Regions from separate parts of the Homo sapiens genome. Here region 1 is linked to region 2. A link is a contact called in ENCODE Hi-C or POLR2A ChIA-PET data. All regions are on one chromosome and are shown on one strand. The core of a region is the stretch at or near the end of the contact, and the rest is flanking DNA. Distances in the headings are between cores, read along the strand shown. Region 1 holds the start of R3HDML-AS1 (R3HDML antisense RNA 1). Region 2 holds the start of SERINC3 (serine incorporator 3).

The links. A loop is a pair of places that touch in the nucleus more often than their neighbours do. ChIA-PET counts read pairs that join two places held with the same protein, here RNA polymerase II (POLR2A).
Region 1: a map of Caco-2 shows a loop between it and region 2 (6-fold over the local background). The contact joins the promoter of R3HDML-AS1 here to the promoter of SERINC3 in region 2. A Hi-C loop is called at or near these places in 1 of 168 maps with a recorded cell type or tissue (Caco-2). POLR2A ChIA-PET finds 5 or more read pairs at or near these places in 3 of 52 experiments (HepG2, OCI-LY7 and Panc1).

Annotation. Positions count from the first base shown.
Region 1 is chr20:44,350,162-44,357,242 of GRCh38, reverse strand. R3HDML-AS1 (R3HDML antisense RNA 1) reads left to right here and starts at 2,001. Exons shown (of 4, transcript NR_184036.1): 1 at 2,001-2,224; 2 at 5,293-5,375; 3 at 6,387-6,623. HNF4A (hepatocyte nuclear factor 4 alpha) reads right to left here and starts at 1,544. Exons shown (of 10, transcript NM_175914.5): 1 at 1,390-1,544. The coding sequence starts at 1,438. It overlaps R3HDML (R3H domain containing like), which reads right to left. Exons shown (of 5, transcript NM_178491.4): 5 at 6,005-6,583. The coding sequence ends at 6,451. It overlaps HNF4A-AS1 (HNF4A antisense RNA 1), which reads left to right. Exons shown (of 3, transcript NR_172878.1): 3 at 1-499. RefSeq lists an enhancer at 3,713-4,212.
Region 2 is chr20:44,518,319-44,524,628 of GRCh38, reverse strand. SERINC3 (serine incorporator 3) reads left to right here and starts at 2,559. Exons shown (of 10, transcript NM_006811.4): 1 at 2,559-2,716. The coding sequence starts at 2,678. RefSeq lists enhancers at 1-334, 2,367-2,661, 2,568-2,877, 2,796-3,348.

The DNA of each region.
Region 1 (7,081 bases), core at 752-3,251, 170 kb after region 2:
CAAGGTCACACAGCTGGTGTGTGGGATGGGTTCCCAGGCTGTTGGTTTCTTCAGCCTCTGCCATTTCCAGTGCATCACATATTCCTGTTTGATGGGGGTCAAAGCAAAGAAGATTCTTCCTGACTAGAGTCAGGAGATCAGGCCCTGATTCTGTCATTCCCTGGCCCTCTGTCCTCAGCAATTGATGACATAAATGTTGATTGTGTCTTTGCAATGCACGTGGTATCAAGGGCTTTACATCCTTGTTCCCCACGGCATCCACCATGATCTTAAGACACATCCTAGTCCTGTCTCCACTTCAGAAAGAAAGCAAGAGGCACGTGAATGTTGAGCCGTGTGACAGAGTCACAACTAGACCCCGAGGTCTGCTGGATTCCAGAGACCAAGTTCTGTGCGGGTGTGTGATTTGAACAGGTTTATAAAAGGCACCCAACTTTTAAAAAATCCAAAATGTGTCCCCAAAAGATAAAACATTCTCTTGAATTTCCCTCCTCAGAAACAAACCTGTCACCAATTTTATTGTGTCATTCCACGAATTTTCTATGCGTGGAATGTACACGTATACGCGTGTGTACATATATACATCTATATCCGTTTCGCTATCAGCAACTACACAGTTCTTCAGTGTACCGTTTTCACTTAATTTAACTGAGAGGTTCTTCCCTGTCACACACAGATGTGCGTTGTTTCCTTGAACAATGGGATAGCATTCCACTGTAAAGACGTCTCACGCTTTATTTACCCGTCTTCCCTCTGCTGAGGGACATTGGGTTGCTTCCAATGTGGGGGTCACCCTAAGGAGTGAGCCTGAGCCTTTCACTCTCAGTAACACATGCTTTCTAGCCCTGCATCTGAGTTTCACACGTCCGCACAAGATATTCTCATTTTCCAACGCTCCACCCTGCGCGGCGCTTTCTACCTCCTCCCCATTATCCAGAGCCAACGGAGGTGCGGAGCGACCGAGCTGCCCGGTCCCACGCCCAGCTTGATAATGCACCAGCAACGTGACCTAGGCCCAGCAAGCCTCTCCTGGTGGACCTCAATTTGCCCCGCATCGAAACAGGACGGTGCTTCCAAGCCCCACCCTCTGTGGGGTTTTGGAAAGACCCCTGAGATGCATTCCCAGGAAGGCCTCTGGACAGACAAAATGAGCCAAGCCTCTGCCCCAGGGCTTCTCGGCCCCTCCCAGCACTTCTCGCACCAAGCAGGCCATGCCCCGGCTTGAGAGCTTAGGGAAGCGGTCACATTGCCTCCGTGGGGCTTCCTGCCCTTCCAGAGGAGCTCCAGGAGGAGCTTTGGGCCCGTAAGAAACACACGGGGAGGTGTCCCATGGCCTCCCAAAGCTGACCGCAGTCCCGCCCTGTCCAGTCTTCCCCCAGCCCCACTTACCGTAAGAACTCTCCACTGGAGCCCCGAGGGGCGCGTTCACGCTGACCATGGCCAAGCCCACCCAGCCGGAGAGCTGGGGGCATGGAGGAGCAGGGGCCCGCTCACAGCAGCAGCACAGCCACCAGGAGCCCGTCCACCAGGAAGGCGGTGAGTGCGGCCAGCTGCCACCGCCCGGTTATCTTATTGATTCTTCTAATCACCCAAGGTGGGTGGATACGTTAAAGAGTAACCAGTCACTTAGGGAACCCGCGGCTGGGGACTGTTGCTGTCTCCATGGCAATGGCGACCTGGCCAGACCTGAGGTCCACTCGGGTCCTAGTCCTGCACTCTGGGGTTAGGGGAACCCAGAGCCAGGTGTATGGGGACATCAGCCCCCCAATTTGAGGACAGGGCCGGAGCAGAAGGGGCTGGAGAGGTGAGAGTCCAACCTGGGTTGGGTTTTATGGCTCCAAACTATGGGTGTGTCACCATGCAGGAAGTAGTGGGAAAACCGAGGGAGGGGCAGAGGAAAAAAGGAGGGTGGAGAACTGTGTTTAGTGAGTGCCTACTGGATGCTGGGAGTTGCATACAGGCGTTACCATATTTAAATTAAACCTTGAGATGAAGGGACTGAAGGACAGAGAGAAATTGCATGCCTGGAGTCTCACTGCTAGTACATAGAGGTGTTATCTTCCTTTCATCTAACATATTTATTGAGCACCTACTATGTACCAGGCCTTGTGCTAGACTCTGGGGATATGGAAATGAGCAAAGTAGATGTACCCCCGAAACTTGTGGACTAATGGAGGAGACGGACCTTAATCAGATCGTCATTCAAAGATACTATTACAAACTGGTGAGTGATATGAGGGGTGGAGAAACATGGGGCTGCCTCCAGGCCAATGGGACAAAGTCATCCTGTCTGGCGTCTCCTCTGGTCTCCTTCCCCATTCTAAATTCAACCTGCTGCTGAAACTCACACACTCTGTTTTAGCTCCCTGGCATGTTAGACACCTGCCACCTAGCTTTTTTTTTGGAACAGCCCCGTTTCTTTTGTCTCAGTTTTGGATCTCACCACCTGCTTGGGGATTCTGAAATCAAGGTCATTCATCCTGTTAGAGAGAGCTGAAATGAGAACAGTGAAACAAATTCTGGACTCAGAAAAATCAGAAAACTCCAGCTCTATTATTTTCTTGCTGTATGTTTTTTAGTAAATTATTTCATTTCCTTATAGGAATACCTAGCTCATAGTTTGCCCTGCTTCTAAAATAGCTAATTGATAATATTCCTCTTCTCTTCCCATAGTCTCTTTTTTCAGCTTTATCAATCACCTCAGAGGGACCTTCAGCCCCTACAGATGGGCATGGGTTGCATTAAAATGTCCTTTCTTTTCTAAAACAACAGTGATAACAAACGTTAGATTTTGGGGCCGGGTGCAGTGGCTCACGCCTGTAACCCCAGCATTTTGGGAGGCCGAGGCGCACCGATCACGAGGTCAGGAGTTTGAGGCCAGCCTGACCAACATGGTGAAACCCCGTCTCTACCAAAAATAAAAAAATTAGCCGGGCATGGTGGCAAACGGGAGGCTGAGGCAAGAGAATCGTTTGAACCAGGGGGACAGAGGTTGCAGTGAGCCAAGATCGTGCCACTGCACTCCAGCCTGGGCAACAGAGAGAGACTCCATCTCAAAATAAATAAATAAATAAATAAATAAATAAATAAATAAATAACTTCGATATTTTTTAAAAAAAAGTATTAATATTCTTGGTCGGGTGTAGTGGCTCATGCCTGTAATCCCAGCAGTTTGGGAGGCTGAGGCAGGTGGATCACTTGAGGTCAGGAGTTTGAGACCAGGCTGGCCAACACGGTGTAATCCCATCTCTACTAAAAATACAAAAATTAGCTGGGTGTGGCAGCGAGCACCTGTAATCTCAGCTACTCGGGAGGCTGAAGGAGGAGAATCGTTTCAACCTAGGAGGCAAATGTTGCAGTGAGCCAAGATTGCACTACTGCACTGCAGCCTTGGCGACAGAGCCAGACTCCATCTCAGAAAAAAAAAAAGTATTAATATTTTTATATGGGGGTGGGGGAGGTTTGCTAACCCTATGTCAATTTCCCAAAATGTTCTGGAGATTTAAGTGGTACGTAACCCCCTGCATGAAGTGGCGTCATGAGGTCACATAACTACGAAGGAGCCAACACAGAACTGGAATTCAGCATCATCTGACCCCAAAGCCCGTGCTATTTCAACAGGTCTCACATTGCCTTCCTGAGCACCAGGATAATGAGGATGACAACCACTGGCATTTATGAACTCTTTAGTTTGTCAGCATTGTATATTCTTAACGTCATTGAATTGTCACTGTCAATATTCCCATTTTACAGATGTAAAAACTGGGATTCAAGAAGTTTCATTAAATCTGTTCTTTTTTTTTTTTTTTTTTTTCTGAGACAGAGTTTTGCTCTTGTTGTCCAGGCTGGAGTGCAATGGCGCCATCTCGGCTCACTTTAACCTCCGCCTCCTGGGTTCAAGCGATTCTCCTTCCTCAGCCTCCCAAGTAGCTGGGATTACAGGCACACAGCACCACGCCTGGCTAATTTTGTATTTTTAGTAGAGACGGGGTTTCACCATGTTGGTCAGGCTGGTCTGGAACTCCTGAACTCAGGTGATCCACCTTCCTTGGCCTCCCAAAGTGCTGGGATTACAGGTATGAGCCACTGTGCCAGGGAAGAGACAAGCCAAAAGTGCCACTGTAAGGTGGGAATTCCACGTGATCTCTTCGGTTTTCCATTTCTGATACTGCCTTCGAGAGCCCATTCCAAAAAATAAAGTAGGAAAGATATAGTCTAAGAACAATGAACTCACAACAGTGTCCTTAATTCTCTCTCTCTTTTTTTTTTTTTTTTTGAGACACAGACTTGCTGTGTCACCCAGGCTGGAGTGCAGTGGTGCAGTCTTGGCTCACCGCAACCTTCACTTCCTGGGTTCAAGCAATTCTGGTGTCTCAGCCTCCTGAGTAGCTGGGATTACAGGCGTGCCCCACCATGCTTGGCTAATTTTTGTAATTTTAGTAGAGACAGGGTTTCACTGTGTTGCCCAGACTGGTCTTGAACTCCTGGCCTCAAGCTATCTGCCGCCTTGGCCTCCCAAAGTGCTGGGATTACAGGCATGAGCCACCACGCCCAACCTCTTAATTCTCTTATTTCACTCATTTCCAGCATTTGGAAGCTAGTACTCACCCCATGCCTCATTTATCTCATCTGTAAAGTGGAGCAATAGTATACGTGCATGCACTTGTGCATTGATCTAGCCTTCTGCAGAGCGGGGCCCAAAGCGCTGTTAGTTCCTTCCCCTGGTCTTCCAGTTGAGCTGGTTTTCCTCTCACCCATCTTCCCCCACCCAGTTCCCATTCCTTGTGTTTTGACCCTCTTGGGAGCCAAGAGAGGGAGGGACCAGAAAGAGCCACTACACTGGATCTCAAAAGACTTTATTGGGGGTGGAATGGGAGGGGGTGACATGCACAGGATGAGAAAATTCATTCCATCCAGGACAACGTAGGGACTCCATGGAAAAGGGCCTGTTTTCCATCCCGGGTCTTCAAAGGAAAAGCTCTCCAGCCAGGCAGGGAGTGGGCCCCAGCTGCAGGGCAAGGTCTGAGGGAGGAGATTTTACTATCTCTGGAGACAAAAGGACTTTTGTGTGCTATGATCCCTGGGTGGGATGGTGGGGGGAGAGGGGAAATGGTTTATTGGAATGAGAGTAAGATTATATGGGAGAAAAAGAATCAGAGATGCAGAGACCAAAACAAAAACAGGCAGAGATAGAACGGACAGTAGACAAAAGAGAGAGAGACCGAGGCAGAGATAGAGAAAAAAAGGCCCAGAGAGAGTCCCCTCAGGCCAACTTTGGTTTTCACTTCTCAGTTCTGAGAGCCGAGGAAGCAGGAAGGAGCTGTGAGAGACTGAGCTCTAACCTTGGCCATCAAAGACAAGCTGTGCAGCTCTGGGTAAGTTACACCCTGCTCTGAGCCTCAGTGTACCCATCTGTAAAAAGGGGGGCCTGGACTCTGTCGTGGCTCCAGTACCATGCAGTGGGGGTGGGGGGGCGGATGTCCACAAGCCAATTTCAATGTTTTTCAAAATCATGGGCCTGAAATGTGCCCAACTCAGGGAGCGAATCACGAGTCCTCAAAGACTGCCCAGAAACTGGTTGACTGTTATGAGACGAATGAAAGCGGGTTTCCTTTCTTTCTTTCTTTTTTTTTTTTTTTTTAGAGACAGAGTCTCACTCTGTCCTCAGGCTGGAATGCAGTCGCTGGATCTCTGTTCACTGCAACCTCCGCCTCCTAGGTTCAAGCGATTCTCCTGCCTCAGCCTCCCGAGTAGCTGCGATTATAGGCGCGAGCCACCACTCCTGGCTAATTTTTGTATTTTTAGTAGAGACAGAGTTTCACCATGTTGGCCAGGCTGGTCTCGAACTGTTGACCTCAGGTGATCCACCTGCCTCAGCCTCCCAAAGTGCTGGGATTACCGGTGTGAGCCGCCGCACCCAGTGGAATTCCTTTCATTGGATGGACAAAGTCATTTGGGTTTGACAAAGCCTGAGAGTTACAAAACCGAGGTGCCAGGTTTTTTATTTGTTTGTTTGTTTGTTTCTAAATAGAGATGGGGTATCGCCAGGCTTTCCAGGCTGTTCTCCAACTCCAGGACTCAAGTGATTCTCCCACCTCAGCCTCCCAAAATACTGGGATTATAGGTGTGAGCCATTATGCCTGGTCCCAAGGTGCCAGTTCTATGCCTTCCAGCCTTGGTTCTCTGAGAACCGAATTAATGAAAGATGCAGGGCTCTTTCCCAGAGGCCCAAGAAAAGAAAGATGCAACTAGGAAAGAAGGAAGGCAAGGAGGTCATTTTCTTTTGACCCATGTTGGACATTTAAGAAGGGGATCTAGGAGGGAAAATTCAACAGGGGGTGATTCTAACTCATATCCTTTAAAGAAACAATTATTTCTCCACCCAGTTTTTTGAGGGCAGGACATGGAGGGTCAGGCCCAGCTGGAGGCGCACCAAAGCCCAGAGAAAATTCAGAACCACGTGAACTTGTTGGATTTCAGCCCCTTGAAGCACATGTTGCTATTGCAGCTGCCTTGATAACTGGGGGGACAGGAGGAGCACGGCTTTCCCATCTTGTACGGGGACTCGCCAATCCAGTTGCCCCTGGAAGAGAAAAGGACCCAGGGAGACAGAGGAGCATTAGGTGAGTAACCTTCACACAGATGTCCAGATCTCAGCGCTGCCACTGACCAGCCCTGGGGACCTGGGGCAAGTCACATCTGCAAGCCTTGGTTTCTTTTTTTTCTTTCCTTTATTTATTTATTTATTTATTTTGTTTTGCTCTGTCACCCATAGCTCACTGCAGCCTTGACGTCCTGGGCTCAAGCAATCCTCCCAACTCAGCTCAGTCTTCTGAGTAGCTAAGACTACAGGCACATGCTACCATGCCCAGCTAATTTTTTATTTATTTGCAGAGATGGGGGGTCTCCCTATACTGCTCAGGCTGGTCTCAAACTTCTGGACTCAAGCAGTCCTCCTGCCTCAGCCTCCCAAAGTGCTGAGATTACAGTCATGAGCCACTGTGCCCAACCTGTAAGCCTTGGTTTCTCCTGTAAAACCAAGAGAAGAGCCTCCTCTCTCTCTAAGGAATTCAGCAAAGAT
Region 2 (6,310 bases), core at 1,310-3,809:
TCGCTTTGGCCAAGTAGAAGTGACACACTCAACCAGTTAGGGCCAGAAACACTAAGAGATGGGGGGATCCTACATGTGGGAGGACAAATGCTTACAGGTAAGAAAATGAAAAACTGTTCAGCTGACAGCTAGACCTAATGTTTCTAACTGAACAAAAACAGTGATCACAGAATATAAACAAAGATCAGACAAGACCACCATGTAGTTGGATCAAGATACAGACAAAGCCACTCTGGTACCGCAGATAGGACTCAACATCTTCCAATTCTGACTAATAAATGAGTGGATTTTGCTTCTTTTTTTGTAACCGAGCGAATTATAGAGAAACGCCACACTCTGAGACGAATTCAGGAGTCCTTTATTAGCCGGCAACTGAGAGATGGCTAGTGCTTAAAATTCTCTCGGCCCCGAAGAAGGGGCTAGATTTTCTTTTATACTTTGGTTTAGAAAGGGGAGGGGGAGCCTAGCTGAGGCAATCTTACAGAAGTAAAACAGGCAAAAAAGTTAAAAAGACAAATGGTTACAGGAAAACAAATAGTTCCAGGTGCAGGGGCTTTAAATCCATCACAAGGTGATAGATGTGGGGGCTTTGGGTACCATCAACCGGACAAAAATGCAGGGGCTTAGGGTACTATCAACCGGGTGAATTCCTGGAAACTGCAGCTATCGCTTGCCACAGTATCTTATCAGTTAATTGCATTCTTTGATGTGCTGGGAGTCAGCTTGCACAAGTTAAATCCTTGAGGAAGTGGGATGGGTAAGGAGCGGCAAGTGAAGGAGCCAAAATGGAGTTTGTCTGTCTCCCTCAGCTAAGAGAGAGTCAATTCAGGTTAAGACAAGGTAGGGTATCACACTTTTCCAAGGACTAATCTAGCCTTGTTTTAATCCTTCTTCCTTCTGGATAAAAATTTGTAAGATACCTAATCACTGAATTGCCTCTACTCCTTGACTGTGTCCAATCCAAAACTGTTCTCCTCCTCCTTAAACTCTCCTTAGATTTAGTTACCCAGCATAAACCCAAATCCTAAAATAAGTTCTCCCCAGTCACCTCTTACCAAGACACCTTATATTTTCTCTGATATGTGTTCTCCCTTTCTGAACAAGCTAAATAAACCTAATTCTTTTTGACTACAGGTATGTTTCTGGTAGAATTCGATCTGTAAAATTTATCACAGTCAGCTCTCTTAAGTCCAGACCAGCAATACTCAGACAGGAAGAAGCAAGAATGTTAAGGACTACCTGGAAAGTTCAGTGGTCCTGAAGCAACTTGACTTGAGCTGGTATTTGTGTATGTGTGGTGAGGAGAGGGATCTGGGAAAAGAGAGGTAGGAATTATTAAATGTGAGTAGTTCTCTTTCTTCTTTCATCAGCCCTTTTCATGGCCTTGGGCAAACTTTGAGCCTCATTCCATTTCTGTAAAAGATGAATTTGGAATACATTTTCAAGGAATCCAGGAAATAACATCCCCAAATATGCCACACTGGTATGATGATTGCTTGGGGAACAGCACATGGAGAGAGGGGCTTTTCATGAATTTCCCTTATCAGACTAAAGGCTGACAATCCAGAAGGAATTCAATTATGAATCCCCTTCCAGAGAGTTTTATCTATCAGGGAAGATTAACACACCACAGGAGAAGATATTGAAGTGTGACACCTTGTTGTCCGGACATCATCATTGTTTGCCACATTCCACCTAAACTATTATATGTGTAAGTAAAAAATGTTTTCATTTTCTTCTTTAAGTGAACTCTCAAATTTGACATGTATTTTGAAAGGAATATTTACATCACTGCTTAAATGGGAAATCAGCATTGCTCGGAAGAAATGAAAAGGTTATTGCTAACACACACCTCAAAACAAAACAATATTTTAAAACTGCAGGCATGGTTGCCTGTTTGAGAGATCTGGAAAATGAAGGCTTTACTCTGTTAGAAAGGGAGATAAATACTAGAAAAATGTTAAATACCATACTGGCCTCAAACAACTAGCCTGTTGGTTTGAAATGGGACGTTCTCACTCTGCTGTTTAATATCGCTTAATGTCCTTCATGCACCCTTAGAGCCATTCATTTTTCCCAAATGGGGTGCATCCCACATTTTAGGATACGATTTCCATCGTTTCTAGGTTAATTTGGACTCATCCTTTAGTTCGCAGATTAAAAAATAAATCCTTCAGAGAAGCCTTCCAAGACTACTGCCCAGCTAAATTACTTTCCCCTTACAATAGGAGGCACTAAATACACCTTTATTGAAAGCCTATTCCCCCATACTACTTCATCGTATTCATTACATTGGGGCACGGTGCATTTATGTTGTCAGATCTCCTATTAACTAGAGAATAAATTCTGAGCGTACTGTGCCTCTCTGTACACTTCTGTAACTTCCAGATCTTTGCACAATGAATACAAATGATGTAAGGAATGACACCTTCACAGTTCCTGCAACCCCAGGATGGTTTAGCCCCACCTTCCCCCTCAGCCAATGACAGGCGCCCCCCTCTGCCGCTCCGGTCGCGGACGGTGGGCGGGGCCACGCCGTGACGCATCCGTGCGTCTGTGGAAGGCTGCGTTTCCGGCCTGAGAAACCGTCATGTTTCTGGGGAGTCACCTCAGCTGGCAGTTACCACCGTGTTAGAAAGCAGCCTCAGGACCGGCCACCTCCATCACTGGCGTCACCATGGGGGCTGTGCTGGGTGTCTTCTCCCTCGCCAGCTGGGTGAGTTCGGGGTCCCGAGTCCTCGCCGGACCTGCGGTTTGCGGGGAAAGGCCTCGAGACCAGAGCTGCACGGGCCTTGGCTCCAGAGGCTCTCGGGATGTCAGCAGGCCCTGGGCTACAGAGGGTCTCCGGGGCCCCAGACGCAAATCCGCGATACCCTCAGGTCCAGCTTAGGCGGCTCGCCCTCCGGGTTCCTCGGGGAACGGAAGAGGCTAGGCCGCCATTGTTTACAATTCGGATGGCTCCGCCCTGCGAGGCTTCCTGACTAGGTTCCTCTGGAGCTGGAGAGGGACCAAGGAATGACAGCTCCCAGCGAGGGGCTCCGGTTCCTCCCGAAGCACCTCTTAAGGTGCCATCATTTAGTTCTAGGTGGCTCAAGTAATATTTTTATCCCCTAGCACGGGATTTGCCAAAACTACAGAGTGTGTGGCAAAGCTGGGGTTTTAGCGGAGGCTTGTCTGCAGTTCAGGTGCAAGGGAAAGAAGCCCTTGTGGATTGTTATTCAAAATTGGAAACCAGGGCCTGAATATTTTGGGACTGCTGTAAGTCATTTATCCGAGGATAATCACCCCAGCATTCCTCTCTTCGAGAACGATTGTGACAGTGAAGTGAAGGTTTAATCACCTTGTAAACTGTAAACATTTTAAAGAGAAAATTATAGGGCCTATAAAAGAATATGCTGAGTTCCCTCATTTACCCACTTCAGAGGAGCGTGATTCCTTGATTCCTCATTCTCCAGCTGATTTAATTGACCAAGTGTGTAGAAAAAGCACACTCAGTTTCTCCTGCTGTACTCACAACACACTTTTGACACCTGATGTGTGGTGTGTGGGGATTTTCCCCCAAACATCAGGCAAACAGTCAGCTCTGCAGGGGATGCCAACTTGGTGCCCTACAAGTCAATTCCGAAGCTCTCTACTTGGAGATAGCATCAAATCACACAAGTGGAGGGCTCAGTCTCACAAGACTGTGCCCACTTTCTGTGCCAATGGCAAGCCTCAGGTTGTTTTACCTGTGCTTCTGACCGGCCACCTATAAATCAAAGTTCCCGTGACCTCCCTCCTTGGCTTTGATTAATTTGGTCACAAAACTCAAGGAAACATGTTTACTGGTTTATTATAAAAGTATTTTATTTTGTGTATTTATGTATTTTTAATTTTAGATTCAGAGGGTACATATGCAGTTTTGTTACATGGGTATATTGCCTTATCGTGAGGTTTGGGTTTCTAATGATTCCGTTGCCCAAACAGTGAACACAGTATCCAACAGGTAGTTTTTCAACCCCTATCCCCCCACCGTCCTTCCCCACTCTTGGACTCTCCAGTGTTTATTGTTGCCATCTTCGTGTCTGTGTTCCCAGTGTTTAGCTCCCACTTGTAAGCGAGAATATGCTGTATTTGGTTTTCTGTTTCTGTATTAATTCACTTGGGATAGTGGCCTCCAGCTGCATCTTTGTTGCTGCAAAGGACATGATTTTCTTCTTTTTTTATGGCTACTATTAATATATTTTTAAAGATACAGATGAAGTGATATGTAAGACAAGGTGTAGAGGGAACGGGTCTGGAGCTTCCATGCTCTGTCTGGGGCAGTGGCGCCATCTCGGCTCTCTTCAACCTCCAAGGGATTCTCATGTTTCAGCCTCCCGGAGTAGCTGGGATTATAGTGTATGCCACCACGCCCAGCTAATTTTTGTATTTTCAATAAAGACGGGATTTCGCCATGTTGGCCAGGCTGGTCTCGAACTCCTGGGGTGTGAGCCACCATGCCCAGCCAAAAGTTCTTCTGAACTTTGTCCTTCTGAGCTTTTATGCAGGCTTCATTATGTAGTCAGCATTCATTAAATCATTGGCTTTTGGTTACTGACCTAACCTTCAGCCCCTCCTTGGAGGGTCAGGGGTGAGACTGAAAAGTCCCAACCTCCTACTATGACCCTCACCCATCATGAAGCCACCTAGGGGCTGCCAGTCACCAGTCATCTCATTAGCATACAAAAAGACGCTGGTTATTCCAAGGATTTTAGAAATTGTATGCCAGGAAATGGGAACCAAACATACATATATTTGACAGTATTACACCAAGGATTCTGTTTCAGCTCTTTCTACTATTTTTCTTTTTTTTTTTTGGAGGGGGACAGAGTTTTGCTCTGTCACCCAGGCTGGAGTGCAGTGGCTCAGTCATAGCTCACTGCAGCCTTGAACTCCTGGATTCAAGTGATCCTCCCACCTCAGCCTTCCCAGTACAGGTGTGTGACACCATGCCTGGCTTCATTCCACTATTTCTTAGGAACAGAATGTATTTTAAGGTTGTTGGTCCTAAATCAAAAGAGTGTTCCATTTTTAAGGGCTTTCTTGAGAGCAGTGGTTTTCTAATTATTCTGACCTTGACCTAAAGAAAGATTGTACATAGTTGATCTGTGATCTGATGCACCCATATAGAGACAAAGTTTTATGAAATAATCGTTTACTGTACAATTTTTCTTTTATCTTCTATCACATTAGAAAATCCTGGTGAGTTGAAGGCCAGGCATGGTGGCTCACGCCAGGATGGTCTCAATCTCCTGACCTCGTGATCCGCCGGCCTCCCAGAGTGCTTGGATTACAGGTGTGAGCCACCGCGTCTTGCCCGGCTTTTACTCTTAAGTTATATGGGAATCTATTACAGAGTTTGAAAAAAGGAGTGATGTGATCTGGGCCTGTGTTTTAACGAGGTGGTTTCTGGTTGCTGTGTGGAGAATAGATGGTAGAAAAGTAAAGGTAAAGCAGTGTAGGCTGGGAAGAATCTTCCTCCAGCCTTTTGGGTTCTGTTTCTGGGGGCTTGTGAATTAAACTGACAAAACAGATTATTTAGAGTTTATGCATGCAAGACATGTACACACAGGAGTGCTCAGTAATAGTAACTCAAAGGGGGCGGTTAGAACTTGAGGCTTTTTTTTTTTTTTTCGTTTTTGAGAAAACAAGTTCCACTCTTGTTGCCCAGGCTGGAGTGCAATGGTGGGATCTTGGCTCACTGCAATCTCCACCTCCCAGGTTCAAGCGATTCTCCTGCCTCAGCCTCCCAAGTAGCTGGGATTACAGGCATGTGCCACCACGCCTGGCTAATTTTGTATTTTTAGTAGAGATGGGGTTTCTCCATGTTGGTCAGGCCGGTCTTGAACTCCCGACCTCAGGTGATCTGCCCACCTCAGCTTCCCAAAGTGCTGGGATTACAGGTGTGAGCCACTGCACCCAGCCAAGGCTTTCTAATTTAGTAGGAAAAAGGAAGCTGGGAGAAAGGCTTCTATGAGAAGAACAAATAGGTTTCTTTAGGAAAGACAAGTTTTTTTAGGAGAATAAATAGGAAATACGTTTGTGGTAGTACTTGTTTATGCAGGTATGGTGGGTCTTTCCAGCTTCTTCATGATCTTAAAACTGCCCTGGAGAGGGACTTTATGGCAGCCTCGTTTCCCAGAAGTTGCTGCTTTTAGTCAGATAAGAGAAGCTCCCAGAAGGCTTTTTTTTTTCCTCTGCATCTGTTGAAGCTCAGATGCTTCAGCTTAAAAGCTTAAAATAATCTTTATAACAATTCAGGGCTTCTTTTTTTTTTTTTTTTTTTTTT